Linked DNA regions of Homo sapiens: region 2 is linked to region 1. Evidence: read pairs that join two places in POLR2A ChIA-PET (ENCODE). Cell type or tissue: OCI-LY7. All regions are shown on one strand. Links, peaks and the distances in the headings refer to the core of each region. The heading gives the core; the rest is flanking DNA.

Evidence for each region. ChIA-PET counts read pairs that join two places held together with the same protein. Peaks named below come from ENCODE experiments on the same cell type or tissue, not always from the same donor. Only the 100,000 strongest peaks of a DNase experiment are listed, where the experiment ranks them.
Region 2: POLR2A ChIA-PET joins it to region 1 with 5 read pairs; 2 of 35 experiments call an interaction of 5 or more read pairs at or near these places.

Annotation. Positions count from the first base shown.
Region 1 is chr9:6,711,364-6,714,392 of GRCh38, forward strand. No RefSeq gene overlaps it. Among named protein-coding and RNA genes, the nearest start is that of LINC02851, 8.6 kb to the left of the region's middle. In OCI-LY7, for the core only: no CTCF peak of the experiment used is centred there; no DNase peak of the experiment used is centred there.
Region 2 is chr9:6,631,262-6,634,010 of GRCh38, forward strand. The region is part of intron 2 of GLDC (glycine decarboxylase); the gene reads right to left. Among named protein-coding and RNA genes, the nearest start is that of GLDC, 13 kb to the right of the region's middle. RefSeq lists enhancers at 1-352, 19-68, 1,236-1,285. In OCI-LY7, for the core only: no CTCF peak of the experiment used is centred there; a DNase peak (open chromatin) is centred at 1,520.

The DNA.
Region 1 (3,029 bases), core at 257-2,756:
TCACATCAAAGGCTGATTTTTTCAAAATATGTCTTAGTTCCTTAATCACTCCCAACATTCCAATAAAAAGCAAGCAGAAAATCCACTCTGCTTTTGATCATAAAGTGAAGACACAGAGAAAATTAAAGCCATAATACAAGTTAGAGACTGATGTTTTATATCATGTGCCCCCACCATGCATTTGCACCAGTTTTTTGCTGACGATGAAATATGAAGCAAACAGGCACACACAGATAGTGAGTCAGCCCAAATTAATGTAAACTATCATGGTAATAACTACTTAAAATTCATTAGGAGACCACAAGAAGTACAGAGCGTGTTCAGAAACCCAACAGCCAGCCTCCAAAAATAAAGCGAAAGAGAAAATATACAGGTCATTTCTTCTCCAGAGAATCAAGGGAGATTAAAATATTTCAACTGGGCTGGGTACAGTGGCTCAAACCTGTAATTCCAGCACTTTGGGAGGCCAAAGCAGGTGGATCACTTGAGGTCAGGGGTTCAAGACCAGCCTGGCCAACTTGGTGACATCCCATCTCTACTAAAAATACAAAAAATTATCTGGGCATGGTGGCAGGCACCAGCTACTTGGGAGGCTGAGGCAGGAGAATCGCTTGAACCCGGGAGGCGGAGGTTGCAGTGAGCCACTGCACTCCAGCCTGGGCGACAGAGCAAGACTCTGTCTGAAAAAAAAAAAATAAGAAAATCAACTGAAGGTAGACTGTTAGAATTTGTCACCCTTCTGTAAAATTTTTACAAGTATTTGCATGCTAAGAAGACAACTTTCAGAGTTGGCTAACAACGGTTAATGAGCATCCGCCAGATACAAAGCCCTATTCCATGTCAGCTGGGGTTGGTATTTAGAAATCCAAGGTAAGCAGGAGGAGAGTCTGTGGCCATAGCATAGTTCAGTATAACTACTAGCACTTGTCTGATGCAAGTAATGTAACTAAATGTAAACAGTCATAAACAATAAGAATTTATTGGCTCATAAAAAGGCAAAATTATTGTCAATATAGAATCATTTTTCAAAATCAATGATAAGGCTGGGCACAGTGGTTCACGCCTGCAATCTCAGCACTTTGGGAGGCTGAGGCGGGTGAATCACGAGGTCAAGAGATCAAGACCATCCCGGGCCAACATGGTGAAACCCCCGTCTCTATTAAAAATACAAAATTTAGCCGGGCATGGTAGCGTGTGCCTGTATCTCAGCTACTTGGGAGGCTGAGGCAGGAAAATCGCTTGAACCAGAGAGACAGAGGTTGCAGTGAGCCGAGATCGTGCCACTGCACTCCAGCCTGGTGACAGAGCACGACTCTGTCTCAAAAAAAAAAAAAAAAAAAAAAAATCAGTGATTACTGTCATTCTATGTCTATATTTTCCAGAGTCCACTGGAGTTTAAAACATCAAAATTTGACTCTATAATTTGCTATATTGTTACTATTATGAGCAATTGAGAAACTCATTTTTTACTAGTAATTAGTGTCTCTGAGGTGATTTCAAAGGTAATCATCTACATAATTGTCTTTAAAAGGATACAGCTATTGTGCAAATGTGGTTTATTATCAGAACTGAATGAATTATTTCATCTGGCAAAAAAATGTTAATTACAATTGAAATTTAAAGGTAATTCTACTTCAGGGACATAAATATAGTCATCTGGGTCATAATTTAGTAAATTGCCTAATTGGCTTACTTCAATAGCCAAGACTGTGAAATAATTGCAATATAACATCTGTTTCATACAGTGTTTTACTGCTTTAAAAATGCTTCTACTTTTTTGTTGTTGTTTTTGTTTTGTTTTTTGTTTTTTGAGATGAAGTCTTACTCTGTAGCCCAGGCTGGAGTGCAATGGCGTGATCTTGGTTTAATGCAACCTCTGCCTCCCGGGTTCAAGCGATTCTCCTTCCTTGGCCTCCCAAGTAGCTAGGATTACAGGCGTGCGCCACTGCACCTGGCTAATTTTTCGTATTTTTAGTAAAGACAGGGTTTCACCATGTTGGTCAGGCTGGTCTTGAACTTCCAACCTCAGGTAATCCACCCACCCCAGCCTCCCAAAGTGCTAGGATTACAGGCGTGAACCACCGCGCCCAACCAAATGCTTCTACTTTTAAAAATCAATGTATTGATATTCATAACTCTTCAGGGAAGTCAACAGCACTGATGTAGAATCCTTATTTTTCAGGTGAAGAAACTTGAGACACAGCTCTATAGTACAGTTGTCTCTCAGTATACACAGACGATTGGTTATTGGTCTTATAACCATTACAGGACCCCCAAGTATAGCAAAATCCAAGCATACCCAAGTCCTGCAGCTGGCCCTGAGGAATAAGAGTATAGGAAAATTGGGCCCTCCCCATACAGGGTTTCACATCCCGTGAATACTGTATGTTCAATCTGCATTTGGTTGAAAAAAAGCAGTGTATAAGTCGACCCATGCAATTCAAACCCATGTCATTCAAGAGTCAACTGAGGCTAGGCTCGGTGGCTCACGCCTGTAATCCCAGCACTTTGGGAGGCCGAGGCGGGTGGATCACGTGAGGTCAGGAGTTTGAGACCAGACTGGCCAACACGATGAAACCCCATCTCTACTAAAAATACCAAAAAGTAGCAGGGTGTGGTGGTGCATGCCTGTAATCCCAGCTACTTGGGAGGCTGAGGCAGGAGAATTGCTTGAACCCAGGAGGCAGAGGTTGCAGTGAGCCGAGGTTGCGTCATTGCACTCCAGCCTGGACAATAAGAGCGAAACTCCGTCTCAAAAAAAATAAAAAAAATAAAAAAATAAGTCAAACAACTGGGTAAATAGTAGAGCTAGGTCTGAAGTATAGGCCTCCAGACTTCCAGTCCAGTTCTCCTTTGCACTAAGAGTACAGAAGACTACTTTAAAAAGCAGATCCTGCCCAGTGTGGTGGCGTGTGCCCTAGTCCCCAGCTACTCCAGGGAGGCTGAGGCCAAAGGATCTGAGCCTAGGACTTGGAGACCAGCTTGGGCAACATAGCCACCCCGCCTATTTAAAAAAAAAAAAAAATAGA
Region 2 (2,749 bases), core at 1-2,500, 80 kb before region 1:
CAAAAGGAGCTGAGGCGTGTCCCATCTATGTTTCTGATGACTCCTTGGTCCCTTGTCTCCGTATGAGTGAGCAGTCTCTGCAGCTCTTCCTGATCACCCGAGAGATGCATAGCTTCAAGACCCTACCAGCTGTAGCAAAACCAAAACAACATTCACTGTGGGGAGTGGGACAAGGGATGATATGTCTTGTTATTTTACTCCTTGAACTTGGATCATACTCCTTCCTGTGGGAGGCCCCTTTTCATTTAATCTACAAATGTTAAGAAATGTACAGAGAAACATTGCAATTCATAGTATTTATCTGGAATACCAGCTGACCTATGTATTCAGGCCAAATGCTGAGTTTGAAATGAGAATCAGTGCAGGTCCCAGAGGATTTGTTTTCCCTCTTTGCTGCCCCAAAGGTACATTGTCATGGCCTACAGAGCAAGAACAAGAAGGGAAGACTGTGTCCTAAGAGTCCAACTCAAACAGTGTATCATGCTTGAGAAAAAGATAATTTTTTATAGATCAAAGGCATATGGGCTGGGCACAGTGGCTCATGCCTGTAATCCCAGCAATTTGGGAGGCTAAGGGAGGAGGATGTTTTGAACCCAGGAGTTTGAGACCAGCCTAGGCAACACAGCAAGACCCCCGTCTCTACAAAATGAAATAAATTAGTCCATGTGGTAGCACATGCCTGTAGTCCAGATACTCAGGAAGCTGCAGTAGTGGGAGGATCTGTTTGGCCCAGGAGGTTGAGGCTGCAGTGAGCCATGATCATGCCACTGCAGTCCAACCTGAGTGACAGTGAGACCCTGCCTCAAAAAAAAGTCATATGGAGAAATTTGCAGTCCAACCGAGAATCACACCAAGTAAATTGTAATCTCTTATAGTAAATGCTCAGAAAATACAGGTGAATCAATGTGTTGCAATGAAAATTCACCTAAACTTTCACGTATGGCTAGCCCAGGAACTCACCCATCACAGACTCATGATGATGAATCAATGCATAAATTGTTCTCACATTTGGTTCAACTACATCCCAAAATGTGTGAGCCTCAGAGAAACATTTATCAGTGGAAACCTGCAGCTATTAAGAAAGTTGTATAAAATAATGCAGTGTCTACAATAATTTCAGACTTCCCAAAATTTTATTTCTTCATTGTTCAGTCAGTTAGTATGTTGATGATACAGGCATTGAGAATTCTTACTAAAATTCTCAGTTTGCATTTTTGTATGAATACTCTGGACTTACAAAAAGTAAAGCAAACTTGAGTCAAAATGAGATCAAAGTTATCCGTACATCGTATAACTGAGACTTGTTTAAGCAAGGCACAGTGCTATTTGATGGAGTGGGGAAGAGGACATGAAGAATAGAAGTCACAACACAGATTCGCCCACAGCGACTCACGTCCCTATTCTCTAGCACGCGCCCCGGTTCAGCCCGGGCCCTCACTCCCAGCCTCCTGAGGCGGGTCACTGAGCTTGCAGGCAGAATGTGGGTGGGGCTGCCCCACCTCTCTCTCAACCTCACTGAGCTGACTAGTGGACCTTGAAGTCCTCCCCTCGGCTGAACTCAGTCACCACATTTCTCTGTTCCTGCTTCCAAGTCACTGACTGATGGTGGGGTGGAGGACACTCAAACAGGCCTTACAAATTCCCGCTATTCAATCTCAGCAGACCCTCCCTGCAGGCCGATCGAGGGTCCTCGCCACCCAGATGCTCTCAGCAGACCCTCCCTGCAGACCGATCAAGGGTCCTCGCCACCCAGATGCACACAATAGCTCTTCTGAAATTCACTTTTCCCTAGTACTCAGTCTCAGCCTTCCTGTCTCTCATGCAGAGAGATCGTCAGAAATGCAGCCCCTCAACTCCTCCCACCTCGGAGGATCCTTATGTCTTTATGCAGACTTTCTTCCCTCTTCTGCCTAAGAAAGGTCGAGAATACGACACAGGGGTCCGTAACTCCCTGCCTGAAAATATATCCTTCTGCCTCTGATGACTTCATCTCAGACTGCCCTGCCTCTCTCCTTCTGCATGTTTTATTTCCTTATATCCTGGCTTTTCTTTCTTCCCCACACTCCATCCCTGGGAAATTTCACTAATTCTCATGAATTTGTCGGAAAACTCACTAAATCTGCAACTCCATCTCTTCTCTCTCTGGATCTCTAGACTCTACTTTGCAACTTTTGCTTCAACTTTTCCAAATGCATGTTCCACGAATACCTCAAACCCAATTCTGCTCAAGCAAGACCCAATCTCTTCTTCCACTTCTCCCTGTTCCCCCTCTGTTAATCAATGACATCAACATCACTACCCCATCTAGAAACTGACTGACAGCCTCATCTCCTGCCTCTCTGGATCAACCACCACGTCTGTACAAAAACCATGCTTCTGGCCAGGCACAGTGGCTCACAACTGTAATCCCAGCACTTGGAAGGCCAAGGAGGGTGGATCACCTGAGGTCAGGAGCTCGAGACCAGCCTGGCCAACACAGCAAAACTCCATCTCTACTAAAAATACAAAAATGAGCTAGGCGTGTAATCCCAGCTACTTGGGAGGCTGAGGCAGGAGAATCTTTTTTTTTTTTTTTTTTTTTTTTTTGAGACGGAGTCTCACTCTGTCGCTCAGGCTGGAGTCCAGTGGCACGATCTCAGCTCACTGCAAGCTGTGCCTCCCGGGTTCACGCCATTCTCCTGCCTCAGCCTCCCGAGTAGCTGGGACTACAGGCGCCCGCCACCAGGCCCAGCTAATTTTTTTGTATTTT